Regions from separate parts of the Mus musculus genome. Here region 2 is linked to region 1. Evidence: chromatin loops called from intact Hi-C (ENCODE). Cell type or tissue: heart. All regions are shown on one strand. Links, peaks and the distances in the headings refer to the core of each region. The heading gives the core; the rest is flanking DNA. Region 1 overlaps Pml (promyelocytic leukemia). Region 2 overlaps Loxl1 (lysyl oxidase-like 1).

Region 1 (15,099 bases), core at 2,870-10,869:
GAGGGCCAAGAGGCGGGCCTCGGACTGTGGCAGGACGCTGGCCTGAATTAGGGGCTGCAGGGAAGCAAAACACTGCAAGCTACTAAAGGAGTAGATATGCTGGGCCAGCGGCAGTCCTGGGGAGATCTCAAGGAGGCAGCACAAGTCCCTCATGGCCAGCACAGAAGCCAGAGCGCTGCGTTCGCTCATGTTTCTCGCCAGGTAGGTCTTGGCTAGGTTCCCAAGTTTGAAGCTGCTAGCGCCGGGTATGCGTTCCCGGATGAGGGGCAGCACGGCCAAGAAACCTGAGATGGTGTCCTGGAATTCCCACAGCTTGTTAATATCACTCAGGGTCTGGAAGAAGATGGGGAGTCCCGGCCCCCACAGCCTAGAACACGCCAAGATGGGACGGTGCATGGTGGTGAGGAAGCTGAGGAAGTGCCGGAGCCCCGCCTCCAGGGAGACAGCTTTGGAGTAGACACTGAAGGCCTCGGGCTGGATGAGCACACGGAACTTGCTTTCCCGGTTCACCGCGGCCAGCTGGCTAATTTTCTGGGCTAGGCAGGAAAGAAGGTCACGGTGAGGTTCAGGGTTCAGGAGGCACTGGGTTGAGTGCAAGGGATCGGGCTGTTGACCCACTGTCTAGAAATCCCACTTTGAAGCCTGCTGGCAGGAACCAAGTATCTTCCATATGTAGTTCTTACCTGGCTCCGATAGGGGGCGGGGATGGCTCACCCGTCCTGAAGCTGGCTCTTCCTATGCCTCCTGCCCTGCAGTTTGCCCAACCCTTAGAATTCTGCCCATTTTGTATTTTCTCAGCCTCCACCTACAACAGAGACCCCGCGTGTTTCTTATCCGCCTTCTATTCTGTTCCTACCTCCAACCCCATCAGTCCCTGCTGGATCAGAGCTCTGGGCTGCATCCCTTAAGAGCATTGCCCAGAGACTCCTCCTGAAGCCCAAAGATAGGTTTTTTGTTTGTTTGTTTGGGTTTTGTTTTTTTTTGTTTTTTTTTTTTTGGGTTTTTTTTTTTTTTGTGTGTGTGTGCTATGGAAATACCTGATGATTCTGGATGGCTGGGCTAGCCCCAATACAGGGCCCATAACTATTGGCTGAGTAAAGGGTCAGAGCTGAGGAACCAGGGCAAGGATGACAGAGAGGAAGACTAGGGGCTTCCAGGACAAGGAGTCGCAACTCTCTGTAACCTGGGTTCTGCAGGTTTCCTCATGTATCTGGGCCCTGTTCTAGGAAACGTGTGGTCACAGCCAAAGGTCAAGAGTAGATTACTGCCAGTCAGTGGTGGCTCACACCTTTAATCCCAGCACTTGGGAAGCAGAGGCAGGCGGATTTCTGAGTTCAAGGCCAGCCTGGTCTACAGAGTGAGTTCCAGGACAGCCCCGGATACACAGAGAAACCCTGTCTCTAAAAGGTCAACTATGGCCTATACACTGTTCCCAATCTCTCCACAGAGGTTTTGTCAGAAGTGAATCTGTGGAGTTACACATCTCCCTCTCACGTCCTGGTTCTACTCCAGGCAGATATGGCAGCACTTGGTATCTCAGGTGTGTCAGAGTCCTCTGTCCACCTGGCTGTCGTGGCTGGTTAGGGGCTGGCAGGAGCCTTAGAAGTGGCTCTACCTGCATTTTCCCTGGGGACTCAGAGACTAAGCTAAAAAGAGGTAAGGTAGGTCTTGGGAAACCCACTTTCATTGTCAATCTTGAGGTCAAAGAAAACCAGGGTCCTGTCTTCTAAGTGGGGTTCGGCGAGGCTCTCATCCAAGGCCTTGAGGGAATTGGGGCCCTCCAGCTGCAGGCTGCTGGACTCACTGCTGCTATCGTCCAACTCGTGGGAGGACTGCAACACAAAGAAGCCAACAGGTCAGGAGTTCAGAGGCCTTGAAGGTCCAAGGCGAGGTTAAGTCTGCGCTCTGGAGCAAGTGTGCGCACAGGAAACTGTAGGGATGATACCCGCCTGCACAGTAAGAGCCTCTCTGTGCGCAGGAGAGGGTGGAGTAGTGGGGACGCACAAATGTGTATGCAGGTGTGAACCGGATGTGTCTCATGTAAGGATTGCACACATGAGCCAGGGCTGTGGCTTCTGGAGAACACCTCTGGCTGCAGAGAGAGTTAACATGCCTGCTGCCCTAGTTGTTGTTTTTGTTAACTTGACACAAGCTAGAGTCATCTGAGATGGGGGAGCTACAATGTGGGGAGAATGCCTCCCTTCGTAAGTAGTGATTGATATGGAGGGGCAAAGCCCACTGAGAGCGGTGCCATCCCTGGGCACACGGTCTTTGGGTGTATAAGAGATCAGGCTGAGCTAGCCAGGAAGAACAGCAGCCAGTAAAAAGCATTCTTCCACAGATTCTGAGTCAGTGCCTGTCTTGGGTTCCTGTCATGACTTCCCTGGATGATGGACTACAAGCTGTGACCTGAAATAAGTACCTTTGGCCGTGGCGGTTATCACCCACCCTTCCAAAACACTTGCTTTTCACAAACCTTCAGCCAAGAGAAGTTGTGGTGCTCACTAGAAAGCGAACCAGGGCTGGGCTCTCCTAAAGGAAGTTGCTTTTCATTCAACTTATATTTTGTAGTCCTGCATCAGGCACCCCAACTTCCTCCCAGCCCGCCTTACACCCAGACACCCCACATTGCTTTGCCATCCCTGTGAGGGCCTTTCTGGAGGCATCTTCCTAGTTTCGAGCTGAGAGCAGGAGACTGTTCTCTTCCCCACGGAAAAATTACGTCATTTTCTGGAGTGGCCTCCAGAGTTTGCACTCTTGCTCCGGGTTTCTGTCCTTAGACTCCCAGTGTCTATCCTCACACTTGGATTGGTAGGCAGAGCTGAGCCACCCTGGTTATGCCCTTCTCTGGTCTGGGTTCACCCTCTCCAGATGCTGAAGAGCTGCCTCACTGGCCCAGTCAATTCGTCTATGCACGGGCTGCCTCTTCCTAGGTCTTCAGTGACATCGCACACGGACTGCCTCTTCCTAGATCTTCCTTCTGACCTCAAGCATTTACACCAAAAGCCCCTTTGGGCCCCAGGTGCGCCCACCTGACTCTTTCCTCCTGACGATGTCCCTTCAGGCCTTGAAGGCAGTCTTCAGAGCAGAACACCTGGAGCGCTCCACAGCTCTACCTTCTGGTTACTGCCTTCATCTTCATGCCTCATCACTTATGGTAGGAAACCTCATTTCTAGATCTGCCTTCTCTGAGGGAACCTGTAGGTATCTCACTAACAGGATGCCCCCCTTTCCCTCCTCTGAGCTGTGGCTAAAGGAAAGGCAGGATCTGTCTTTTTAGCCCAGGCACAGCCCCCACACTCCCCCAAACCCCCAGGAATTGCCATGCACTAATGGCAGAGGCTGGTCTCACTGGTACACCATGTACTTGAGCTAGGTGGCTAAAAACTCCTTATTCGCCTCTTCTCTTAAATCTCAAACCAACTTGGCTTAAATGGACCATTTAAGCAAGACATCTCTAAAAACAAGGGTCTATAGGAAGGGAACACACAGCATCTGGACCAGCATCTCTCCCTCCTAGCTCAGCAAGGGAGTCTCTGGGCACATCAGAAGCCCTCACTCATCCATCTTATTCCAAATATCAGAATAGCTGAGTGTGGAGGGAGGGAAGAAAGGAGGAAGAGAGATGGAAAAAAAATCAGGAAACTTGCTTGTGGGGGAAAGAGAAGTGGAGGCAGGAGAGAATAGGGCTGAGAAAAGAGAGTTCTCATGCAGGCAGGGGTAAGACCAACTGAGAGAAGGCCAAAGAATTAAACAACAACAACACTGGAGTGAGATGATGAGAGACCAAGGACCGGGATGGGAGACTTAAGTGTCACCATGGGCCATAAGCTCTCTTCCCTTCCCTGTTCTCCGATGGAGGTGAGAGCCAGTCTTTCTTGTCCTTTCTGTATCACACCCACTAACTTAAATGTCACCCCCTTCCAAATAAAGGAACATTCCTCTCTTCCACACACCGAATGCCCCCGTTCAGCAATGCCTGATTTTGGCTAGGCCTTAGTAGCATAGGAAGTCCAGGCTGTTCATGGGACATAGAATCTATGGGGGTGGGATCCAGCAATGTGCAGTTGCTTAAAGTCCTCGGTGCACAGCCAGGCTTGAGAAGCTCCGGTCTACACGGACATTCATGCCTTGTTTGATGACAAGCTGAACAGACAAAAGTCAACTCCTTTTGGGAAGCCAGTGTTTAGCTTAGGGAGCCATCTAGAATCTTCCACTGATGCTCAGCAAAAGTCTCGATCCTGAAGAACTTTCTCACGCCTAAGCTTCAGCTACAGCTGGGCTCAGTTTAGTGAGACACGTGTGTCTCTGGGGTTCACAGACACAAACTCCTAACTCCTAGCTCCAAGGCTCTTAAAGGCCTTGGAGACAAGGCACAGATATTAGCAAACTAGGCCATGTAATTAGCTGCTAGGACCCTTGTGCCTGCGGCTCCAGCCCTTCTGCAGGCAGCTCTGCTCTTACACACACACACGGTTCCCACATTCTCAGTCAAGCACCTGCCTCTCATATCAGTACCATGGTGGCATCTCTACACCAGCTGTTGCTCATGAGCCTCCCTTCCTCTGCCAGTCATCCTTGCTGGGTCTGCCACAGGCTGCTCCAGTTCCTGCTTGCTCTGATACTGTCAAGGTCTCTAGTCATCTGTCACAAAAAATGGGTGAGACTACCTATCTCTTCTGCTGCAAGACTCTTCAAACAGTGGCCCTGGCTAGGTGCAGGGCCCCACCCATCTTTCCAGAGCTTAAGCACAGCTTTCCTCCCATGGGCTCTACAAGAGACTAGGACCTGACTTCTCTCCACATCTGAGACCCAGCTGCCTCATCCAGCAAGATGAGCTCTTCTGAAACATTCCTCCTTGCACGGTCTCTCCCCTGGGACAGGGAAGTCTTGTAATGGACATAAATGCAGGGCAGGCCATTCTGAGGCCTGCCTACCCCTACTGTCTCATTTGAAAAAGATGGCACTTCAGCAGGCCAATACTTATAGAACAGCCCCTCATTATAAAGTAAAACAAAGGCCCTACAAGAAAGGAGATAGGGAAGATAGGGATGGGTACCCTGAAGCACTATCTGTCCCTCCAAACTGCAAAGTGCAAATTTGTATTTGTAAATACACACACACACACACACACACATATATATATATATACATATATACACATAAAAGCAATGGACTCTTCTACCCCCAGGCTTGCTCTGCACAGTGAGCAATGATCACCTCTTCCTAACCTGAATTGTGTATCTCCCTCCTCCCTTGGTGATCCTGATAACCCACGGATGGTTGGATCTCACTGTCCTCTCCCCACCTGCTATAGTGCTTGTGACATCTCCTGAGCTCAACCATATACAATGCCCAGGGAAACCTCTGGAATACTTTTCTCCACTGTTCCTTCCTAGGTTTCCAGTTCCATCCCGGGGCCAGTAGCTTGAACGTTATCAAAGATGATGAGATAGAAAGTAATGTCCAGCTAACAGAAGAATATAGGCAACAACGGAAAGGCAAGGACCAAATTTTGGCTACAGGTGAGAAACAGTTACAAGAGGTGCCCTGCCCTCAGCAATGCACCTCTGCAGAGGGTAGAGTGGTAATCCAGGGGGAGGGACAGAGAGAATGTGCACAGTACACACACAAGGCTTTAGGCAAAGCTGCCAGTACACCCTGGCATTCTGGTCTAGCAGGCAGGAGCAACAACTAGTCAGAGCAGGCTGCCCTAACCCAGAGACTGTACCCAGTACAGGGGAAAGGAAGCCAGAATCAAAGCCAGAAAAACAACCTTTACAAGAGCAAAGAGACCTGGAACGAAGCACCCAGAAATGCAAAGAGAGATGGACTTCTGGGAGAGGCTGACCCAGTCAGGAATGCTAGGGACTATCTAGGACCACGGTGCTGAGAGGCCTGGAGCTTCCCTCGTGCCAACAAATGGGTAGAGGGTGTAGGCATGGTGTGGAGATGCAGAAAGTAGGATGAGAAGCCTAGGCCAAGGGGGAAGCAGGGAGCGGGCAGTGACTGGCAAGAAGGAAGTAGATGAATCAGAAGACACAAGGGCGGGGGAGCAGGAGATAGAGTGAGCCTCCTCACAGGGTGGGGGCAGGGGAGCAGGGGAGCAGGACTCAGGTGTGGGTCTTAGAGGAAGACAGACTTCCCCTCCAACCAGGCAGAAGTGGCAGATGAAGGGAAGTGCCAACAGCAGACAAATCTGTAATTAGGTAGCAGATGCTGACAATTCCCACACCGCCAAAAGGGCTTCAGTTTCTTACCAGGAGCAGAAGGTATAGTCAACAGGCTAGGGTCAGGGTCAGGATGAAGCTCAGAGAAGTGTCCCTGAGGAGCCAAATGAGAACGGGAGGGCATGACCAGAAGTCCTTAGTTCTTTGCCTTCCTTTGTGGCTTTTCTCTAACATGTCTCCAGGGGGCAGCAGAGAGTCAATGGGGCCCCGGGGAATCTTCCTGTGGTTGTTTCTGCCAGCAGAGCTCCATGAGATAATGATTGAAAAAGGGAGAGCTGGTAGGAGGTGACAGATTTGAGGCTGTGGTCTGAGTCAGAGCAGTCAGTCCATTTTGAGATGGTGTCAAAGCACGAAGTGTGGCCATGCTGATGGTTGCCAGCTGAAGTGACTGACAGGCTGAAGATCCTTGAGTTGTCAAGGAGTGGAGGTCAGATGGTGGGTGTTGAAATCAACCAGAAAGAAAGCAAGACATGAAGGGGAAGAAGAAATCTAGGGGTGGGGTGGGGCAGATGGTCCTATCTTTCCTCCATGAGAGGGGAGGCGGGGAGATGTCTGAGACAAACTGGGGAGATAGGGTTGCACTCTAAGAGCTGGACCTCAAAGCCACCAGTGATGGAATATATTATAGTAGAGGCCTTGCCCTGCTTTCCACTTTGGATGTTCACAGTGTGGCGGGAAGAAAGCTAAACGGCACCACAGGGAAGATCCTGCACAGGATCTGATGGCCATGGGGAAAAGGGTTCACAACAGAGATTATGTGGAAGTATTTATTGAAACAAACAAACAAAAAAAAAGCCGGGCGTGGTGGTGCATGCCTTTAATCCCAGCACTCGGGAGGCAGAAGCAGGCAGATTTCTGAGTTTGAGGCCAGCCTGGTCTACAAAGTGAGTTCCAGGACAGCCAGGCTATACAGAGAAACCGTCTCAAAAAAAAAAAAAAAAATAGTATTTATTGAGCAGTCATACCTGTCAGGCTTTGGGATGGACAGAATCTCTGCATTCATAGGCAGGGATATCTGGCCATAAGACTGCAGAGTGAGATGGGGTGGCAAGCAGCCACGGAAGAGGAAAGAAGTCAGGTTCTCAGAGGCCGGTCTGATAGAGGACCCAGGCCTGGACTGGTAGAGATGTGGCTTCTTGGTGGTGCTAATGAAATTTCAAAGACTTCAAGGAGGGCCTTGAACTTGGAAATTCCCCCGTGGGGCTCTGTTAGAATCTCTGGGGTGGGGGACCTAATTCCTGAGCACCACCCATGGAAGAAGCATTTGGCTGAAAAGCCATGGAGAAGCCACTGGTGAAACCTGAGGGAGCCCTGGAGGGAGTGTCCAAGGGACTGGAAGGTTCTGGGCATGCAGCAGAGTGTGGTGATGGCCCTCTCTCTGTGTGTGCGCATCAGCAGATGCCTGGGAAGCCCTGTGGTGGCCAGAGTGGTGGCCTGAGCAATAGGAGGAGCCCTATGTCGAGGTACAGTACCCCTGGAGGACAGGCTACCAAGGGTGATGAAGGAAGGTGGCTCTCCTTGCTTTGTGTGGGAAAATGCAGATCTGAGAGAGGACAGCAGCATACTTCTGGCAAGTGGAAGGCTGACTGGAAGACTAGACTTAAGAGTCAGAGCTTGCTCAGTGGGATGATGGGAAGACCAACTCCGTGGGTGGCAGGCACTGTGGTGTAGACTGCTGGTCCTGCTGGGGTCCAACATAGGTGGGAGGTTCTTCAGGTACTCAGCAGGGAGGTGACTGCTGGTAATGAGGGTTCTGTACACTCTCCAGTATAGAATCGTGGACTGTGAGCTTGGGGACCACAGAGACCTCCAGTCTAACCTCTTACTCTCCTCATGCTTTGCTTCCTCTGGACACGTAACAGCCTAGTCTCTGATGACATGCCTCCAGGTACAGAAGAGTCACGGGTTTCATTACCAGATGCCTTTAAAGGTTTCTAACATGAACTAGACTCTTGCATAGGGCTTCTGAGATGGTTTGACTGAGAACACTCCTCATAAGTTCATATGTTTGAATCCTTGGACCCCGGTTGGTGGAACTATTTGGGAAGAATTAGGAGGCGTGGCCTTATTGGAGTAGGTGGGTCACTGAGAGTGGACTTTGAAGTTTCAAAAGTCTATGTTGGGGCTGGAGAGGTGGCTCAGAGGTTAAGAGCACTGACTGCTCTTCCAGAGGTACTGAGTTCAATTCCCAGCAACCACATGGTAGCTCACAACCATCTGTAATGGGATCTGATGGCTGGCCTCTTCTGGTGTGTCTGAAGGTAGCTACAGAGTGTTCACATATATATAAAATAAATAAATCTTTAGAAAAAAAAGTCTATGTCATTCCCAGTTAGCCATCTCTCTCTATAACTTGTGTTTGTGGATCAGATGTGAGTTCTCAGCTCCAGCTGCAGCACCATGCCTGCTGCCTGCTGCCTGCTGCCTAGCTCCCTACCATGATGATCATGGACTGACCCTCTGAAACTACAAATCCAAATAAGCTCTTTCTACTCTAAGATGTCCACTATTTGTCACCCATGGGCACATTCTACCTATCACCAACCTTCATCGACTGACTTTGTTGTTTTTCAGTCAGAATCTTCTACATAGCCCTGGCTGTCCTGGAACTCACTCTGTAGACCAGGTTGGCCTTGAACTCACAGAGATCTATATCCGCCTCTGCCTCCAAGTGTGGGAATTAAAGGTGTGTGTCACCACAATGCCCGGCTCACTGATTAACCAGGGAATGAACTCTTGTCTACCTTTCCTCATGAGTACTTAGCAGATAGAAAGTACACAAGGAAGCTCTAGAGAAACTCTAGAGACGCTTCCAGATCTAGAAGATATTACAGAGGATGGACATGGCCTGGAGAAAGCAGCCTAGCAAGCATTGTAGAGGTGTTCTTGCCTGATGCAGAAAGAGGGTCAGAACGCAATAAGCATGCAGCTAGTGCCTGCAGACTGTCCTTGGTATGACTTAGGTTTTATTGCCTGGCTGGGAAATTTTCCAGGTGCCAGGTGAGCCTGAGAGTCACCTGCTGTGGCTGTGGCCTTTGGGACCTTGAACAAGGGGAGGCAGAAGTCCTAGGCTGAAGTCCGTGTTACTCACCAGATTCTCGGTGTCCGAATCCTCTGAGCTGCTGATCACCACAACTCGCTCCTCTGAAAAGGAGAGGGGGTGGCAGCATTAAATCCTTCCTGGAATGGCCACTGGCTAGGGTGAGACATCCAGGAGAATCCTTGTCCAATGGGCTGGGGATGACAGATACCCTGTCCTGTGTGTGCTAGGAGGAGATGGAGTGTTTATGTCCCCAGAGCACAGAGATTGGCACTAGCAGTTTTCGGAGGGAAGGAGGCAGGGCTAAGGCATAGCCCCTCCAGTGTCCCACACTGAAATCATAGCAAGCACAGGGTAAACCACCAGTGCCATATTCAATGGCTGCTCAGAGCAGCTCGGGCATGGGAGTCCTGATGGCTCTGAGTGCCCAGGTGGGATTAGAATGTGGAGGTGGGGCCTGGGGTGTTCCAGATATCTGAGGGCATGACAGTCTTACACAGGTGTTCCCTGCCTAATCCTCCTACCTGTTTCCCCTGTGTCACTGGTAACATGATTGTTGTTGGGCAGGAGGATCTTTTTTTCAGGGACGGTGCTCTCAGGGTTGGAAGTCCCATCCAGATGGGGAGGGGAGGTGGCCTTGAAAGTGCTGGGCCAGGACTGCTCGGGGGAGCTTGTGGCCAACCTGTCCTCGTTCTCCTCTGTGGACTCCATCTTGATGATCTTCCTGGAGCAATCTTCGTGGGAGCACTTCCTCTTCATGGAGCCGACTGTCTGAGAAGCCTCCTGAAGAGTGGGAAGTTAGAGGGGTGACTGGGGTGCCTCTAGTGGTGCTGGGCTGAGACACTGAGCTGAGTGACAGGGGGTTTGTGGCATGTTTTCACTCTCCTTCTTTTGGCCATGCTGAGCATATCTCTGCAAACAGGAGGCTCTCTCAGGTCGCCATGTGCACTGGTCATGGCCACTGACCAACAGTCTCGGTTGATCTCATAGCTTTGGCTGTCTCAGCATCCCAGCTGGGCTGAGAGTGGCTTAAGATTATTTCGAGCTTCCATGGGGAGCATCTGAGAGCAATGGAGAATACGGAGCAAATATAGGCCTGAGAAAGCCCAGATTCTCCAATTACACCTCACTGTTGGCTGGAGTCTAAGCCTTTTAGATTGAGGCAGTGCTGAATAGTGGGGGCTTACCTCTCTGTAGGTGGGGCCTTGCATTGAAAAGGCATACACTGGTACAGGGTGTGCTCCAGGCACTGTTTTTACCATAGCCACAGGTTGGGTCTTAGACAGCTCTAGGGCCTGAGCCTGTACACTCTGCACTTCTTTGGGCTGTAAAAGCAGGTAACAGAAAAGTTAGAAATGCAATGACCCTGGGCCTACAACCTGCCTCAGGTGTAAGCTTGGTCCCAATCAAAGAGCTCACTGGGACAAGTAATTTCTCCCAAAAGTCTCCATGATGTCACCTCCTCTGACCTTGGGCTGCTGGCACCCAGGCACTGCTTCAATCTGTGTGTGTCCTGACAGGGCAGGACGACACCTCCGGGACCATGGTGCCTATCCTCAGAATATGCTTGACAACCAGCCTAGCTTGCCTGCCTCTACAGACAGGTTGCTTGCTGCTGAAAGCAACACTTCCCTCAGCAGCAACAGAGTTGCAGCAGTCGGGAACTTGGAGGCCAGCCTCCTGGGAGCTTGCCTTACCCGAGTCTTAAACTCTAGTAGCTACTGCATGCATTGGAATTACTTAAAACTCACTGGGTCTCAGTCTCCCTCCATAAAATGGAATAATGACACTTGCTGAACGCCATCAAAATGTCTTGAAGAGTATCTAGTACCCAGTAGTGAGGGTGACAAGGATGGCTAATGAATATAATACTAGTTTGATTACTATTCCATGTCCGAGTTGGTGTTCAGGGTCCTGCTAAATGAAGCAGGAACAACTCCTCAAATAGTGAAAAGGGAGCTCAAGAGATGGCAGCTCTGGGCTGGCGAGATGGCTCAGTGGGTAAGAGCACTGACTGCTCTTCCAAAGGTCCTGAGTTCAAATCCCAGCAACCACATGGTGGTTCACAACCATCCGTAATGAGATCTGACGCCCTCTTCTGGTGTGTCTGAAGACAGCTACAGTGTACTTACATATAATAAATAAATAAATAGATCTTTAAAAAGAGAGAGAGAGAGAGAGAGATGGCTGCTCTTGCAAAGCAGCCGGGTTCAGTTGTTCAGTTCCCAGAACCCACACGACAGCTGACCTTTCTGCAGGTACTGTACACATATGGTACACTCACATGCAAGCAAAACATTCATATACATAAAATAAGTAAATAAATCTCTTTTAATGGAAGAATCACCACATGGCTTACCAACTCTACACTCCTAGGTACTACCTCAAAAGCACTGAAGGTAGATATTCAACTGCAAACTATGCATGGGGCTGGGCAGGAAGCCCAGTGGTTAGGCACCTGCCTGCCATGTTCCAAGCCCCATATATTCAATCCTCAGAGCAGGAGCAGGAATTTTCACCATTTTATCTTTGCCTTTATGGCTCTGCAGTTGCTGGCGTATAAAAGGCTCTTGTTCTACTTAGGCCAGGAAATCCCTGCAGGCAAGGCTGGGTGCCTCTACTTCTGTTTCCTCAATACAACTCTCACTAGCGTTGAAGAAGCAGGAGACATTAAGGTGGGGGATGGGGCAGTGCTGTGTCAGCCTGAGCTGCCTCTCCTGTCAGCACTGGCTATGCAGCTATAGTTTAGCCTCACAGGACCTTTGCTCCCACACACTGCTACCCACGTCTTTCCCGAGTCCTAGCTTCAGCCCCCAGGTGACGACCACAGTAAAAACGAGGAACTTTTATGGAAAAAGACCCTGCCCAAGTTAAACTTCCTCACATCTGAGTCTCTCTGGGTCTTAACTACATCCCTGCAAGAGGCTTTACACTCCACGCTCTCTTGTAGCTCTAAAATTCTCAAAAGTCCTGCCTCCCCCATGAAGCCTTTCCCCACTGCTGTAACCCACAGCAATCTCTTTTCCATGGCTTGCCCCAAGGCAAAGCTAGAAAAGGTTTAATACCCTTGCTCCCCACCAGAAGATCTGCCTGGTTCTGGGCCCACATCTTGACATGCAGTCACACGTAACAGAGTGACCAAGCTGGGGAGGGAAAGATGCCAGGCACAGAAAGGAACTGAGAGAGCTTATCCTGTTGCAGGGGAGCCATGCCTATGAGCGTGGATGAAGGAGAATGAAAAGGATACCCGTGTGTTTCTCCTCTGAGAAGTGCTCAGTCAGAGCAATCAAAACAGGAACCAATGCACTTCCTGTTCCCAACGGCCTGGATATGAAAGCTGCTGAGCTAAGGATACGGCAGAAGTAATGCCAGCATGAGATTATCTAAGGGTGTTTTCCAACCCTAAGCAACTAGTTTATTAGGTATATGATGGCCCTGGAATCTGTGGGGTTGAGCTCTGACTCTTAGTGTTAAGTCCAAGAATTATGTGCATGGGAGTGGAGATCCACCTATGCCAGCCCCAGAAAACAGCTCTGGCAGTCCGTGTGAGCATCAGGTACATCCTGTGTCACATCCAACAGGGCCACTGCTTATACTCTTTACATTCACCGCCTGCCCACCCCTGGGTCTGACCCCTCCTGAACTGGCTAGTGGCCCATCAAGAGCTAGTTGGGCATTTAGGAACCTTGCACCAGACAGCCAACCCTTCCCTGACCCTCTCCTCTTTCGAGCTCCAGACCTGCTGTCCTCTTTCAGGCACTCTACTCTCCCTCCATCAGGATATCAAAACTCCCAGGCATTTACCTGCTGTGCCCTGCCACCTCTCCTCCCACATCAAACCCTTCTCACCTGCTCAAGGTCCTCAGGCGTGCTGGTTGTCACTGGGTGAGTGCTGGCTGCCTCTGGTTGATTGCTGGCTGCCTCTGGGCTGGCTACAGCTGCATCTGGGAGGAAAACACAACGGAGAACACAAGAGCACTCTACTAAGAACTCTTAGCTGGGACAGTGACAGGGAGGAGGTCCTTGATGCTTTTCTTGGCTATTTATTATTGAACACACCTCCAAGAGGGGCTGGAGTTGACTGCTGAAGGCATGAACCCAAATAGAATGGGGGGCGGGGGGCAGTAGCACTGGGTTCTACCTTTGGCTCTAAACCCCAAATGCACATCTTTGCATCTCTGGGGAATCATTCACTGCCTACATGGAGAAGATAGAAGTCCATCTCCATTCTAGGACCATATCTTTATAAGCCCATGGCTCATGTGGTCCAGTGGGGGAGTCCTCCTATCCTTGGAGCCTGCCTAGAGTCAAAAGGGGCATCCCTCAACAGCTGCTCAGAAATGACGTCTCAGCTTAAAGATTTAAACAAAAACTCTGAAGGAATAAATGTGCACTCATGGTCTTTGTCTGGAAAGCCACTTGATACCACCCACTCATTCGGGACACAGCTCCTGGATTTTGATTCAGATCCAAGCATGTCTCTGGATATGCGATGTGGCCCAGGATCCTCTTCCAGTTGGGCAAGACAGAACTTGTGGTCAGGAACTGGCCCACCACTTCTGTACATCATAAAAGCCCAGTAAAGGAGGCTCTAGGACCTAGAGGCTGGCAGATGGCTACTTTCTTCTAGGGGAACTCTTCCTTTCAGTGTCTGACCAAATACCTCACAGTTAGGTTTTCTGTGCTTCCTCCTCTCCTAACCCTACAGACTGGTTGAGTTCTCTTTTCCTGGGCATAGAAGGCTGATGCCAAGAGTGGGCTGCAATGATACCACATCTGGTTCTCAGCTTCTCAGTTTCCACCTGTTCCCCAAGGCTCACAAAGTCACATCTACTCCATAGTCCTATAAGTTTGCAAAGTGCCTCCTCCAGGTGCCTGCCACACCAGATCAGCATACCCTCTTATTCTGTCCCCTGGATCCTCAGACCTGACACTTTCATCTATCAAATAGAGATCATCTTTTCAGCTTTGCCTTCTTGGGGGCAGCAGTGAAGCATGGGGCCTTTAAATGGCAAACTAGCTGCCTATGAGCATGGCCTCAACCCTTACTTATCCTCTGGGTGATGCAGGAGATGAAGTCCTGCAGGCACAGCTTGAACTCCTCGAAACCTCTGGTGAGCAGCTGGACTTTCTGGTTCTGGGGCTCCTCCTGGCGCAAGCTACAGAGTGCCTTGCGCAGAAAGCTGTGCATATCCAGCACCTCCTGGTCGGAGGCATAGAGCTTCATCCTCTTGACCAGCGCCCCACTAGTGCGGATGCGCTGCAGCACAGCTTCCAGGCAGCTCAGCTGGCCAGCTATTTCCTGGTAGTCGCGCTGGTAGCGGTCATTCACCGCCTCGAGCAGCTCGCGCTCCTGAGCCTGCACGTAGTCTACCACCTGGCGCACGCGTGCGCGGATCTGCTTCTCAATGTCTGCGCGTGCGTGGTCCAGCTGTCCTATAGCTGAGCACATCTGTGCATGGGCACTGTCGAAGGTTCTGCCCTGCTCCTCCAGAGTCTGTGTCATGGTGCCTAGTTCCTCATGCCACTGCTGAATCTCCTCACCAATATCGCAATGGAGATGGCTGTGGTTGCGGTCCAGGAGCGCGCATGTGCAACACAGAGGCTTGGCGCAGCCTCGGCAGTAGATGCTGCGGAGACATAAGGCCAATAGACTGTTTCTCAGTTGTTGCTTTCCCCCATTCAGTGTCTATAGATTTGGTTATAGTACCAGATCTATCCATAAAATACCAGACAGTACAAAGAGATGGTTCAACAAGTAAAGATGCTCACAGCCAAGTCTGACAACCTGAGTTGGATCTCCAAAACCTATATGGTGGAAGGAGACAA
Region 2 (15,099 bases), core at 4,674-12,673, 54 kb after region 1:
CCTGTTGTGATTATGTTATGTCAGAAACAGATATGTGTGCCTTTCCACAATGTCAGAGCTTATTGGATAACCAACTAATTCACAAGCTACACAGTTTTTTTGGTTATGATTAGCAAAATAGTCCCAGTTGCCCTTTATAGCCAGCCACTAGCAAGCAGGAGTTCTTTTATTCCAAACTTACTTATTGACATTCCATTTACTTACTTTATTTATTCACCGTGTGTGTGCACGTGCATATGCCACACTGTGCATGTAAAGGCTGGAAGACAACTTGTGGAAGTCTGTCCTCTCCTACTATGTGGGGTCGGGGGTCAAACTCTGATCCTCATTCTTGGCAGCAATCTCCTTTACCTACTGAGCCTGCTCCCCAGCCTCTTCATCACTAATGCTAACTCTCAGATCACACATTAACGCTTCGCAGAATAGTATGCAAATGCGCAGTTTTCAGAATGGCTAAGAACGGGCTGGAAAGGCTGTAGAGTTCAGTTCAGAGAGGTTGTGCAAAGAGCTGATACAGGAAGCTGGAGAAAGCGCTCAGCAGTTGGGACTGCACACACAACCCTTTCGTACGGCAAGAAGCATCTGCCTATATATGGCCTCTGTTCCCAGATGCTGGGACAGAGCTCTTCAAAGCCAGGGGTGTCTTTGCTTATTTATAAGAAAGAAGCCCTTTTCACACTGGAGTTTAACTTAATAAAGTGGCTATTTAAAGGAGCAGGATGCTCACCAGGAAGAAGTGGGGTTTGTTTTTTTTGTTTTGTTTTGTTTTGTTTTCAAAACAGGGTTTCTCTGTATTGCCTGGCTGTCCTGGACCTCACTCTGTAGACCAGGCTGGCCTCACTCAGAAATCCGATTGCCTCTGCCTCCCAAGTGCTGGGATTAGAGGTGTGCGCCACCACACCCGGCTTGGAAGAAGTGTTTTAAATTAGGACTTTCCCTGTGACGTCTAGGGAAGGGAGAGGGACAGGGATGAGTTCACTTGCCAGTGACAAATGTTTTATGGGGCCATGCAAACAGTATAGAACTCTCTCTCTAAAAACAAACCAACAAAGAAAACCTCTAAATAATGAGGTCTGGAGAACTTCCAGGCCAGTAGATTCATGGTGATGTTGGGAGGGGTTGTGCCTTGAACAGGTGTGCTAGTTAGTTTTATGTCAACTTGATAGAAGCTAGAGTCATCTGAGAGGAGACAACCTTAGTGAGCAATCCCTTCTATAAGATCAGGCTTTAGGCAAGCCTGTAGGGCATTTCTTAATTGATGATTGATGTGGGAGGGCCCAGCCCATTGTGGACAGGGCCACCCCTAGGCTGCTGGTCGTGGATGCTCTGAGTCTGAGCAAGTCACTAAGCAGCACTCCTCCATGGCCTCCTACGCTGCTAGAGTTCCTGCCCTCGCCTTTTTCAGTAACAAACAGTGATGTGGATGTGGAAGTGTAAGAGTAAGCAGAGTAAACCCTTTCCTTCCCATGCTGCTTTTGGTCAAGATGATTATCACAGCCATAGAAACAAACCCCCAGGACAATTGAGGGAGGAGGCAAGGAAGCCCTCCCTCTGTGTGTGCCTCCCATTTGGCTGTTCAAAGTCACATCTTTTACACAAACCAGTAAGCTGTAAAGAACATGTTTTGTTTTCTGTGAACTAGCAAATCATCAAGTCTGAGAAGCCGGATTGTCTTAGGTTAAGGAGAAATGCCGGAACTGATATTTGACCCTGGTTGGTGGGGCCAAGCCCTTAAGACCTTGAAGCTGAGCCGGGTGGTGGTGGCGCACGCCTTTAATCCCAGCACTTGGGAGGCAGAGACAGGTGATTTCTGAGTTCGAGGCCAGCCTGGTCTACAGAGGGAGTTCCCGGACAGCCAGGGCTACACAGAGAAATCTTGTCTCAAAAAACAAAAACAAAACAAAAGGCCTTGAAGCTGAAAGCCTTCTCCAGGTAGTTATCATTAGAATGGAACTGAGCTTCAGGGTGAGCTGTCCAAGAATCAGAAGATCGCTTGTTGGAAGTGAGAGTGTTCATTTGGCCTGTGCAGTCATTTCTAATGCCTAGCCCGGAGCTGCAAAGACACCTTCACAGCTCCCTCAGGCTGCCCCTTTAAGGTGACCACAGTCTCTCTCCTACTCCTAGTCCCTGAGAACAACTCACCCTCGTCAGTGAATCAGTTCTTTCACCCCACTGGTATATAAATAGATTCCTGTCCATAGTGTTCTTTGATACAATTTCACTCAGCATTTTCTCAGGAGGCCCACCCACCAAAGCTGAGTTCATTCTTCATTGTTGAGTAGCAAGCAGTCTTGGATGTGAACGAACCAGTGTGCTTACCTACTTACATTTGGGAAAATATCCAAGTATTTTATTTATTGGGGGCTATTACAAATAAAGCTGCTGTGAACATTGTGTCCAGGTCCTACTGGGGAAATAAATGTCATTTTCTCTGGGATAAATGTGAGACACTGGAACTGCTGGGCCTTCTGGTAAATCCGTTTTTAGTTTTAAAAAGAACCGGTTGTTTTGAAACTTGAGTCAAATGGAAGTATGACTAGAAAGAGGAGAGGGGGCGTGACTAAGGACTGTCACGCACTGGAACAGTGCAGTGCATGGGGGGATGGGGGGGGTGGTGGCAGCCAGCCACTCCAGAGGAAGCAAGTGTGACTCAAGCTGCTGAGAAGTGAAAAAAATCCTCAAGACACTGTTAGCTAGGGACATTGCCTCAGAGGGTATCAGGAGTCAGGCAGAGGACATGCGTGTGGGTGGAAAACCCTTTGATTATTTGCATATGTGAAAAGTCATTCTGAGTCTGTTGAGAGCCACAGGAGAGCTGTCAGTTACATCGTAACAGGAAGGTTACTTTGTAGCAGGAAGAGGCAGGATTTACTAAAGCGGTCAGAGTTGAGGTCAGAGGCAAGTTAGAAACGGAATTCCAGTGGCAAGCTCTTCCTGAGAAAGACAAGACCAGCTGTTCTCCTGGGCAGAAAATGTGGGGGTGAAGCAAGACTGTGCCCTTCCTGGCTATGCAGGAGAAAGGCTGGGAGACAGGGAGCACCACTTGGCAGGAGCACACATACCCTGCAGCTCCTGCCTGCTTGTGCATCGGAAGCACACTGGTTCCCTAGAATAGCTGCCAAAACTGTGTGTTACCTGGCCCCAGGGCTGCTGCAGACGAGGCAGGAACCAAGACTCTGCTCTCCAGGCAAAGAAGAAAATTTTGACACCTTTGCCCTGTAGGTGAGACAGGAACTCTGTCTCAGGCACAGAAACACTGTTGGGAATCCCACCTTCTAAGACCAAAAACATAGGCTCTTAGGAAGCTGGGCCGGAAGAAGCCAGCAGCACCCAGAAGCACCCTACTGGCTCCAAACACAGTGACCCACATCCACACCCAGCTTCTACAAGGCTTGCACAAGTGAGTAACTGTAACCACACTTACCACTAGTGGGAGAGCAAGAGGAGAATGTGGCACAAATTAACCTCAGACTTGGGGCAGAAGGGTTGGAAGTTTGAAGTCAGTTTGGGTTGTTTTGAAAGATAAAGTTGCCGGGTGTGGTGGCACACGCCTTTAATCCCAGCACTCGGGAGGCAGAGGCAGGCGGATTTCTGAGTTCGAGGCCAGCCTGGTCTACAAAGTGAATTCCAGGACAGCCAGGACTATACAGAGAAACCCTGTCTCAAAAAAACAAAAACAAAAACAAAACAAAACAAAAAGAAGAAAGAAAGCTAAAGTTATATAAACAAGAGCCAAAGGGAAAGCAGTCCAAAGGCAGTGAGAAGTAGACTTTGGAGTGACCTGGAGGGCAGAAGTTCAAGGGGTGAGCTCGTCAAAGGAGACAACAGTTCCCAAGGTATGTGCACGGGAGAACAGTGTCTCAGGAAACAGACAGTTAAAACCATGGAGCTGAGAGACAGAAGGGAGAGTCCCCTCTCCGCACAGTAAAAAGCAAGTGCGCAAAATTGGAGTGGTTATGGGTCATTGGGTAACTTGAAGAGCACTAACCAATTTAATCTGATGATAATTTATCCGTGAGACTTTCCACCCAACAACAGCAAAACCCACATTCTTTCCAAGTGAATTGTAGTCTTCACTCAGACCACATTCTGAGCCATAAATCAAACCTTGGTGAATTAAAAATAATTGGAATCATTTGAAATATATTCTATCATGATAACTAAGCTATAAATCAGTCACAGAAAAATATCTGGGAAGCTCCCAAGGATTTGGAAATCAAACAACAGGCCTCTAAAATAACTTATGGTTCTAAGAAGAAATTAGGAGAGAATATTAGAAATATTTTAATTAAGTGAGAATAATAATACAATTTGTCAAAATGTGCAGAGCACAATTTAAAGCCATGTTTAAGAAAAATATTTTCAAAATAGAGAACATGGGATGCTGGAGAGATGACCTTGGTGTGGTTCTCAGCATCCACATGGCAGCTCCCAACCATCTTTGATTATAGTTCTAGAGAATCTGATACCCTCTTCCAGCCTTCTCTGGCACTGCACACACACAGTGCATAGACATTACATTCAGGCAAGAAATCCATACACTTAAATATATAAAGAAAAGGAAATATCTGTGATTTTGTTTAAATAAGTATTTCTTTGATAGGACAACACAAAAACAAAATCCCACAGTATATAGCAGAAAAAAATAATCTGATACAATGCTTCTCACTAAAATTAAAACCATTGCTCTTTAAGAATTATAGTCAGGGGCTGGAAAGATGGCTCAGTGGTTAAGAGCACTGACTGCTCTTCTGGAGGTCCTGAGTTCAAAAATCTCAGCAACCTGTCTGGCATGGTGGCGCACGCCTTTAACCAACCACCACCACCACCACCACCAACAACAACAACAAAAAAAACAAAAACAACAACAACAAAATCCCAGCAACCATCTATAATGAGATCTGATGCCTTCTTCTGGTGTGTCTGAAGACAGCTACAGTGTACTTATGTATAATAAATAAATACTTTTAAAAAAAAAAAAAGAATTATAGTCAGGAAGTGGTAGCACACTCCTTTAGTTCCAGTACTCAGGAGATAGAAGCAAGTGGATCTCTGAGAGTTTGAGGCCAACCTGGTCTTCAGTTCAATTTTTGGGACAGTCAGAGCTACACACACACACACACACACACACACACACACACACTCATTCACAAAGAGTAAAATACAAAAAAAAAAAAAAAGCAAGTCACAGACTGACAGACTGGGATACTCACACAATGCATAACAAATAAGCACAATAATGTACTAATAAGTCAATTAAAATAGGAACTTTTGAACAGAGACTTCATTGGAGAAGAGTGTGGATGTCCCATAAGAACATAAATAGGCCAGGCGTGGTGGCACACACCTTTAATCCCAGCACTTGGGAGGCAGAGGCAGGCGGATTTCTGAGTTCGAGGCCAGACTGGTCTGTAGAGTGAGTTCCAGGACAGCCAGGGCTACACAGAGAAACCCTGTCTCAAAAAACAAAACAAAACAAAACAAAACAAAACAAAACAAAAAAGAACATAAACAGAAACCTAATAATTTTAGTCAGTAGGGGAGTAAACAGTGAGATACTGCTCCCTAGCTACCTGAACAGCTTTACAAAGATGAACCTGTGTGCTGGAAAGTGGTGGGACAATAGTCTCTGGGGAAAGTTCAGTAGTTCTTTTTTTTTTTTTTTTTCTTTGAGACAGGGTTTCTCTGTGTAGCCTTGGCTGTCCTGGAACCTACTCTGTAGACCAGACTGGCCTCGAACTCAGAAATCCACCTGCCTCTGCCTCCCAAGTGCTGGGATTAAAGGCGTGCGCCACCACTGCCTGGCCAAGTTCAGTAGTTCTAAGACAGTGAAATCTACCCTCATCGTGTGCCTCAGTGACCTCATTCCTAACTTAACAAGAAAAAGTAGAAACAGGTATGTACAGCACAGAAGCTCATGTGAGAATACTGAGAGCACTTTTCCCCACAATGGCCCAAATCTAGGGAGAAAAAAAACAAAAACAAGCAAACATGAATCTACTGGTAAATGGATGAACAGTTGTGGTTAGTTTATGAAAATTGTGGTACATCTATGAATATGGAATATGAGGAAACAAGGGCAAGAAAGTCCTGGGGCTGAGACAACAGCTCAGCATGGGGAAAGTCGTGTGGTCCATCCCAGTATGGCAAGAAAACCATGTAACAAAATACTGATCACACAATGGACGTGAGTGAGTCTCATAAGCATTACACCCAGAAGGAATATGGTTTTGCTTTGTGATAATTACATAATACAACAAATATAGAAAATTGAATGGGTGCTAAGCCTGGTGGGGACAAAGTGACATGGTTCCTAGCCCTGGGACAGGGCCCTGGTGTGAGCCTCCACCAAGTGTCAATGGCTGCTGTGGGTGTAAAGCACTTGTCTGGAAGTCAAGAGTGTGGCTATATGGGGGCGGGGGGAAGGGCATGGGGGAACTTTTGGGATAGCATTTGAAATGTAAATGAAGAAAATACCTAATCAAAAAAAAAAAAAGTTTGGCTATGACTCAGCAAAATGGTAAACACTGGGACCTTCAAACAGCCCTTAAGGCTATGGGAAAGAGCTTTAAATACATTTTGAAAATGTATAATTTCTCAACTATGCAAAAATATAAAGATGCAATATGAATTATGAGGGGCTTCATGAATCTAAAGGAACAGAGGTAGCTACGATGAGCCAGCTGGTCAGGAAGATACAAAGACAGGCAGATGGAAATGCAGGCAGATTCCTGGGTTCAAGGTCAGCCTGGGACTTAGAAAGTGCAGGCCTGGGTGCAGGGAAAATGGTAATTTCAGGGCAGAGTCCCACCTAACTAGTTTACCACCTGTGCTTAACAAAAGCAGACTGATCTCTGAATTGTTTGCATTGTCAAGAAACAAAGGTAAGTTTACTGTCCTACAAATAAATGGCTGGGGTAACAGGATGCTGGATTGAAATGTAAAATAAAAGACTGGACCTGTGCTCTGCAGGAGATGGGCTATCCAGAAAACTTAGGAAAACAAGAGAACTGCTTAGACAACTGACATTCACGCATTTGCTTTCGTGCTGAAGCACACAAGTAAGCAGGACTTGGACAGAGAGATCTCTTAGAATAGCAAGCAAGCAGAATATAGACCAGAGAGATCTCCAGAGAGAAAGCAGAGCATAGAAGCAGACTGGAAAAGCTGTATCTAGCAGAGCACAGGTCTTAGCTTGAATCTACAGTTTGACTTCAAGTGGTTCTTTTCGAGGCTCCCAGACTCCCCTTCTCAGAACCCCTCTCCAAGCCGAAGCTGGTCCTTGTCAAATGCACATTCCACAATCCAGAACTGTAGCTCAGTGGACAGAGTGCTGACGTAGCGTGCATGAGGCCCTAGGTTCAGTCCCCTGCCCTGCAGAAGCAGGGTGTGGCTGCACGTGACTGTACTTGCCCCACTTGGGAGGTGGAGGCTCAAGAACCAAAGTTCATTGTAACCTCTGCTATGGTAGAGCAAGTTCAAGGCTAGCCTCTGCTAGAAGCCTTGACCAAAAAAGCAAACAAAAGTCACCAAGAAAGTGCATTTGAATTGTTTCATCCCAAGATAAGTGCTTGACTTGATGGCTGTGTTAACGAGCTTGATTTAATTGTTTTGTCATTTCATAAATCACAAAGTACCTCACTCTGTACTCCATACAGCAAGATTATTTCAATTTATAATATAAAAATTAAAATTAAACTAAAAGGCATATTCTGTAAACGAAATCAGAAACAAAAGGCTGCCTACTATATGTCGCTATTTACAGGTGATCCCATGAAATGCAAAGCTACCGGGACAGAGAACAACTCAGGGACTCCAGGGCTCTGTGACTGTGAGGCTGAGGACAAGGAAATACCACAGGAGGAGATAACAACAGTTACTGATTTATTGATTTATTTAGTGATTCTCCTAAAGCGCTGTTAGAATGCCTAAAGCCAAACATGGCTTCACTTGCCTACCTGGAACAGAGCCACCTGAGAAACACTTAAAACAATGAGTCGTTGCCCTTAACAACCTGACTTCCGCTCAGGCTTCTTGCTGTCTTGCAAGTGCCAGTAAAAGCTCACTAGCTCCCCCTTGTGGTTTTAGATATAAAACGGGGACACAGACTGGGTCAATACCAAGGCCTGCTGGGAGCTGTCCTGGCTTTGGTCCAGATATCTCTCTTCCACTCCCACTGGTGTCAGAGTGCTTATTCTAGAAAGATTCCCACAACAGGAGCAAGAGAGGAGTGGGGTTTTCACTTGCATTTTATGTGTATGAGTGATGTGCCATGTTCATACAGTGTCCGTGGAGGACGCCTTTGTCCCCTGGGACTGGAGTTACAACTAGTGTGCTCCATCTTGTAGGTGCTGGGAACTGAACCTGGGTTCTCTGGAAGAGTAAGTGCTTTTAATTGTTGATCCCCAAAAGGGGATTTTGAGAGTAATGGACTTTTTCCACATTTTTATTGTGGGGGTATATTTATAATTATTTATAGTTTTTGTTTGTTTGTTTGGGTATATTTATATTTATTTATAGTTTTTGTTTGTTTGGTTTGGTTTTTCTTTTCTTTTTTTTTTTTAAAGATTTATTTATTTATTATATGTAAGTACACTGTAGCTGTCTTCAGACACTCCAGAAGAGGGAGTCAGATCTTGTTACAGATGGTTGTGAGCCACCATGTGGTTGCTGGGATTTGAACTTCAGACCTTCGGAAGAGCAGTCGGGTGCTCTTACCCACTAAGCCATCTCACCAGCCCTGGTTTGGTTTTTCGAGCCAGGGTTTCTCTGTAGCCCTGGCTGTCCTGGAACTCACTTTGTAGACCAGGCTGGCCTCAAACTCAGAAATCCGCCTGCCTCTGCCTCCCAAGTGCTGGAATTAAAGGCATGCGCCACCATGCCCGGCTTATTTATAGTTTTAAAGCTTGTCAAACTCTACACATAAAGGAGTTGACTGTAACTGTATGCAAATTATCCATGAATATTTCTTAGTTATATATACTGAACAAGCAAAAGAGACAGTGGGTGTGATTTCAGAAATGATGTTCATATATCCCCCCCAAACCAAACAAACAAAAAACGAGGACCCCCCCCCCCCAAAAAAAAACCCAAAAAGCCCTACTTTTACCTCTGAAATAGCCCTGAGGAAACAAAGTCTTGCTCCCCCTGGTGGCCTCCATGTGCATTGACAGTCTGTTCCCTGACAAGCTGCTGGGACCCAGGCTCAGGCTAAGACCTCTTGCTGCCAGAGATTGGAGCTCCTTGAGGCTAGAAAGTGGTTGTTAGTGTACCACAGGCATTGTCCTAAAGTTTTGGGGCGTGCTGGTGAGATGGCTCAGCAGGTAAGAGCACCCGATTGCTCTTCCAAAGGTCCTGAGTTCAAGTCTCAGCAACCACATGGTGGCTCACAACCATCCGTAATGAGATCTGACTCCCTCTTCTGGAGTGTCTGAAGACAGCTACAGTGTACTTACATATAATACATAAATAAATCTAGAGTTTTGGGGCTGCTTTGATTACTTTTCTATTGCTGTGATCAAACGCCATGACCAAAAGCAACTTAGGGAGGAAAGGGTTTCTTTCTGCTCACACCTCTTAGGTCATCCAACGTCACTGGGGGAAGTCAGGACAGGAACTCAAGCAGGAACCTGAAGGCAGGAACTTAAGCACAGACCATGGAAGAACAATGCTTACATTTATTTTATGTATATGAGTACACTGTAGCTGTGCAGATGGTTGTGAACCATCCTGTGGTTGCTGGGAATTGAACTCAGGACCTCTGCCCACTCTGGCCCTGCTCGCTCCAGAGAAAGATTTATTTATTATTATATGTAAGTACACTGTAGCTGTCTTCAGACACACCAGAAGAGGGCATCAGATCTCATTAGGGATGGTTGTGAGCCACCATGTAGTTGCTGGGATTTGAACTCAATGCTCTTAACCATCTCTTCAGCCTTCAACCTGCTTTCTTGTACCACCCAAGAGCACTTGCTCAGAGTTGGCAATGAGCTGGGCTCTCCCACATCAATCAACAATCAATCAAAATATAACCCACCCACCCCCATCCCCACCATGTCTGCACAGGCTTGCCCAATAGCCAGTCTTTCGGGGAATTTTCTCAATTGATGTTCTCTCTCCTAAAAGGACTCTAGTTTATGTCAATCTGACAAAGACACTAACCAGGACAGGGATTTTGCACATTGACAAAGCAAAAACAGACTTCTGTCAGGATTCTGAATTGTAAAGTCAGCTGCAATCAAGCCTCATAGAAAGAAGGCAGAACTGGCAAGCTATTTAAAAACACAAAACAAGACAGGCTTGGTGACACATATCTATCGTCCCAGCTACTCCAGAGGCTGAGGCAGGGAGATAACAAATTCCAGACCTGCCTATGCTTCGAGTGGGCTTAAGGTCAGACTGGGAAATGTAATAAGACCTTGATCTTATTTTTTAAACAGTGAAATGAAAAGGGCTAGAAATATAGCTCAGTGGTAGAGCACACCCAAGACCCTGGGGCCATCCCAATGACCATAAAACACCCAAGGGCTTCATCAGGCTTGTACAGTAGCCTCAGCCCTATAATCTCAGTACTTAGGGGGCTGAAGCAGGAAAACAGAGAGATAGATGCCAGCTTGAGCTATAGGATGAGTTCAAGGCCAGCCTCAGCTACCTAGAGAGATGCTGTCTCAAAAACGAAACCAAACCAACAAGAATTCTCCAAATGGTAGAGAAATGTCAAATTATCAATCCTCTGGGCTTGTCCAGCTAACCACAAGTTGCCAGCAAACAGCAGGGATCTGAGTGGCAGCCCTTTTACGTTGTATTTTTATAAGCTGTGCACACTGACTTTGCTAGCTTTCTCTGCTCTCTGAGGGGGCATTTAGGACCACACAAAGTAGACACTGTGTCCAAATTGCTTGGACTCAGACCTTGGCTCCCTGCATTGCCGTAGCATAGATCTGAGACAGAGGGGAGCAAGCCAAATACCGATCGTGTCAGACCACACTATGGTTCTGAGCTCCATCTGCTGGAATTTTATCCAGGACTCTGATGTCTGCCATTTCGAATTAACCCAGTCTGTGGCTGTCATGTGAGCATGGGTGGGCAGGATGGCCGTCTCCGTCATAGTTTCGGTGTCAGGATTATGTTTACTTCATAATATTGGCTAAGGAACATAAAATCAACCCAGTGTTTGCATAGTGCTCTGGAAGAGCTTAAATGACAGCCATTACCCACTTCTCCACTTCAAAAGAGCTCATTCTAGAACTCTCTTAAGTCTGGCAGTCATTTAGAGGTGACAAATTCTAAAATCCTTTGGTTTTTGTGCTTTTTACTCCTTGGTGTTGATTTTGGCAGTTTAAAAACATATTCCTGCCAGGCAGTGGTGGCGCACGCCTTTAATCCCCCGCACTTGGGCGGCAGAGGCAGGAGGATTACTGAGTTCGAGGCCAGCCTGGACTACAGAGTGAGTTCCAGGACAGCCAGGGCTACACAGAGAAACCCTGTCCCGACACCCCCCCCCCCCCAAAAAAAAAGGAAAATCATATTCCTAGGGAAGTATTGAATGTTGAAACACTCTAACTTATAAACGTGTATGAATCTTAACTTTTTAAAAATTAAAGTGTGTGTGTGTGTGTGTGTGTGTGTGTGTGTGTGTGTATGTGTGTGTGTGTGTTCCTGTGAGCTTCCCAAGCTATGCAATGCCTGCCATTCTCTCTGGCCAGCTGGGGCCTACCAGGACTCCACCTGTGGGTTGCAGGGAACTGTGGGCTATACCAGGGCGTGGCCATGGAAGAGGCTGTTGGGAGGGAGAGTCTATCCCCACAGGGACCAGGAGAGGCTCAGAGCCATGTGTGGGCATCCAAGGGGCATCCAATTCCCTTGTCAATAATGAGGGGCTTGGCAGGGTCTGGAAAGGGGGCCCTTACTCTGGATGGGTGGATGCTATCAACAATCTTCAGCAGGCACTGAGACACCTCAACACTGTCTGGCCCAAGGAGCAGGTGCCAAGAGTAAGACACATCTGCGGGCTGTTAGAAAATGCTCCGGAAACAGAGACCTCCAAAGAAAGGATGAGGTGCCCAGGGCCCCTCTTTCTTCAGGGTTAAGTTTCAGAGGTTTTCTTGTGTGGAATCTGTAGGCGTCTTTAAAGCCACCAGGCCCAGGTCACGTAGCCCGGTAAAGCCCCCTTGGAGACACTCAGGATGACAAGACCCTTCATCTCACAGTCAGCCCCAAACTGGATCAATGTCTCCCATCCACAGCTGTTATCAGCCCCCTCCTCCTCCAGGTCTCGCTGGGTCCCTCACAGGGATTTCTGTTGAGTAGGTAGAAGACAGGAAGATGGCTTAGTAAATTAACCTGGGGTCTTGTAGAAAGGGTGGGGGTGCAGCCGGAAACTATCAACATCGTGGGCAGGGGACGGGGTAAGGTCGGGGTGTGGTCAGGACAGTTCACACAAGAGGCATGCAGGTCTGACTGACCTCATCCTGTTGGCTTTTGTAGCCTCTGCACCTTGCTGGAACAGCCCCTGAGCACCTAGGTCTCAGTTGGAGCCTTTCTGAAGGTTCCAGGCTCAGGTCCTGGTTTGGAGGTCTAATGCCCCATTGTAGGCCCCATAACGGTGTCTTCTAAGCCAGGCAATGCAGCAGCCTGTGCAGCTACAAGTCTTTCTGGTCACTGCCCCGACCTGAGTCTGACATCTACTGGGCTGGGCTTCACTCATTCCCCTCCTCTTCTCTCTCTTTCCTTTTCTCTCTTCACAGTCGGATAGGGAATTAGCATTGGGGCCCCAGAAGCCAGGCCCTCAGATGAGAGGGACAGAGGCCCACCACAGGGTAGTAGTGAAGGCCTCTGTTCCTTTCCTTTTTTTCCTATTTAAAAGATTTATTTATTTATTTTATGTGAGTACACTGTAGCTGTCTTCAGACACACCAGAAGAGGGCATCTGATCCCATTACTGATGGTTGTGAGCCATGATGTGGTTGCTGGGAATTGAACTCAGGATCTCTGGAAGAGCAGTCAGCGATCTTAACCACTGAGCCATCTCTCCAGTCTCTCCTGAATTCCTTTTGTGTCCATGACCATTGCACCAAATAAGGGATCCTACAGGTTAGACCAAAGGGAGGCTGCAGGGCCCAGTGCAGGCCAAACTGTTCTGGCAGGCCTTGGGAGAGGCACTGAGCCTTCAGTACTAGGACTGAGCGGGGGTGGGAGAGGGGGTGGAGGGTGGTGGATAGTGCAGGTTGCTGGGCAGCTGACCCCGAGGCTCTCTCTATTCCATTCAATGAAGCACCGATGGGCCTGGGGTGGAGATGATACCTGTGTGCCTTGGTTGCTTCTTTCTTTTTCTTTCTTTCTTTTCTTTTTTTTTTTTTTTTTTGGTTTTTGAGACAGGGTTTCTCTGTATAGCCCTGGCTGTCCTGGAACTCACTCTGTAGACCAGGCTGGCCTCGAACTCAGAAATCCGCCTGCCTCTGCCTCCCCAGTGCTGGGATTAAAGGCGTGCACCACCACGCCCGGCAGCCTCGGTTGTTTCTGAGGGAGGTTGAGGAACCTTTTTATCCCCCACACCTGTCCATACAGCAAGAGGGTGGACAAGCCACAGGTGGGGACGTTCAGTGCTCCCCAGACTCAGAGGGAAGAAGGGAAGGCCCAGGCTTCAAGGGAATTAGCTGGCCCTTGAAGGGACATGTGGGAGATTGAGGTGGTAAGTGGACGCAGACCCTGAGCCTCGTGGCCTGTCCTGTGGGTCTGACATAACTCTGCCTGAGTGAAGCTTGGGATGAGGTCCAGGTCATCTTCCACTAGGTGAGCCCTGGGTAAGGGTCAGAGCCAGGAGCCAGCAAGACAAGGGTAGTGGGGCCACCGTTCCCTTAAGTGACATGCTAAGATAAACCTCGAGGGAACCCCTTCTTGACAAACGCACCCAGCCACTTAGGACTCTTTGCCTCTCACTTGGCCACAAACCCTGCCATGCCCTACATAGACAGAGAAATGCTCTATGAGCCACTTCTCTGAAGTGGGTGGAGCACACCTCTTCTTCCAGAGGGAGGAGCAGTGCGGACAGAGCCCTCAAACCATGGCAATCCTTTAGAAGGAGCAATGGCTGCCCACAGTCCCTGTGTATCCCGTCATATCTCCTGTGAGGAGGAGGAGGCTTCCTTTCCTCTTTGCCTCCATGCCAGACTGCTCATCTCAGAAGGTCCTGCCAGAATGTGGGGACTGGCCCCTGTGCCTGCTCCACCTTAAGGGCAGAGCTGCAGTCACCCACCCAGCCTCTGGGGTCTGAGCTCTAGGGTTAGGGCTCATGTGCACATTGGAACCCTGTGTCTGGAGTCTGTCCCTTCCCCATGCTTTGAAATGAGCCTCCTTAGGGAAAACTCACCCCATCCCTCTCCTTTTCCAGTTTTCTGGCCTGAGCCTCCGCTAGCATCACTAAGGTTGGGGAGTTTCTCCCCAGAAGCTGCACACACAGCCATCTAGCCCGACTGGGGCTCAGGTATTTGGGTTCCAGTCCTGCTCACCTGTAGTCTCCCATAGGCTCCCATTCTGATCTAGAAATTGAGGACCTTTCACTCTGTCTACCTTCTAGGGTCCTTCTAACTTTAAGGGGGGGGGGGCTCCTGGCTCAGTCTGGAGCACCGAGAGAGGAATGGTGGGGGCAGGTATGGAGTGGCATCGTTAAGAGTCATGTGGGCAGAGGGTGTAGCAGGACAGCAACTCAAAGTCTAGACTGCCCCTGAGTTCCTGCTCAGTCTCCTGGTCCAGTCCAGATGCAGAATGGCTGGCCAGGATACCTCCCTCATGCCAGGAGAGTTGGGTCCTGCTGCCTGGGCTAATGTCTGGCCCAACCACTCCAGTGGGCTGGGGCCAGGAACCTTCTGGGAGGTCTTCCCACCAACCCTCCAGAAGACCTCCTGGCTGCCAAGGACACCGAGGCAAGAATAGCAACAGAGCCCAAAGGTGGTGGTGGTGGTGGGACGATGGGGGGGGGGGTGGTGGTGGTGGCCTTTGAGGAGCTGAGTCCAAATGGGCTCAGGGGCAGGTGCTGACCCTGTAGCTCACCTAGTGCTTGCCCTGTGGAAATGACAGGTGGTTCTCCATGACAGTAGCTTT

The links. A loop is a pair of places that touch in the nucleus more often than their neighbours do. Peaks named below come from ENCODE experiments on the same cell type or tissue, not always from the same donor. Only the 100,000 strongest peaks of a DNase experiment are listed, where the experiment ranks them.
Region 2: it touches region 1 in a loop (5-fold over the local background); 16 of 42 quality-filtered maps call a loop at or near these places.

What each region holds. Positions count from the first base shown.
Region 1 is chr9:58,220,034-58,235,132 of GRCm38, forward strand. It overlaps Pml (promyelocytic leukemia), which reads right to left. Exons shown (of 9, transcript NM_178087.4): 3 at 14,320-14,900; 4 at 13,120-13,214; 5 at 10,458-10,595; 6 at 9,795-10,053; 7 at 9,322-9,374; 8 at 1,682-1,832; 9 at 1-536. It overlaps Mir6385 (microRNA 6385), which reads left to right and starts at 1,117; the gene lies at 1,117-1,221. In heart, for the core only: no CTCF peak of the experiment used is centred there; DNase peaks (open chromatin) are centred at 6,068 and 6,368; H3K27ac peaks cover 273 bases.
Region 2 is chr9:58,272,632-58,287,730 of GRCm38, forward strand. It overlaps Loxl1 (lysyl oxidase-like 1), which reads right to left. Exons shown (of 7, transcript NM_010729.3): 7 at 15,092-15,099. Among named protein-coding and RNA genes, the nearest start is that of Stoml1, 27 kb to the left of the region's middle. In heart, for the core only: CTCF peaks have their summits at 8,077 (motif pointing left) and 9,175 (motif pointing left); a DNase peak (open chromatin) is centred at 8,080; H3K27ac peaks cover 1,546 bases.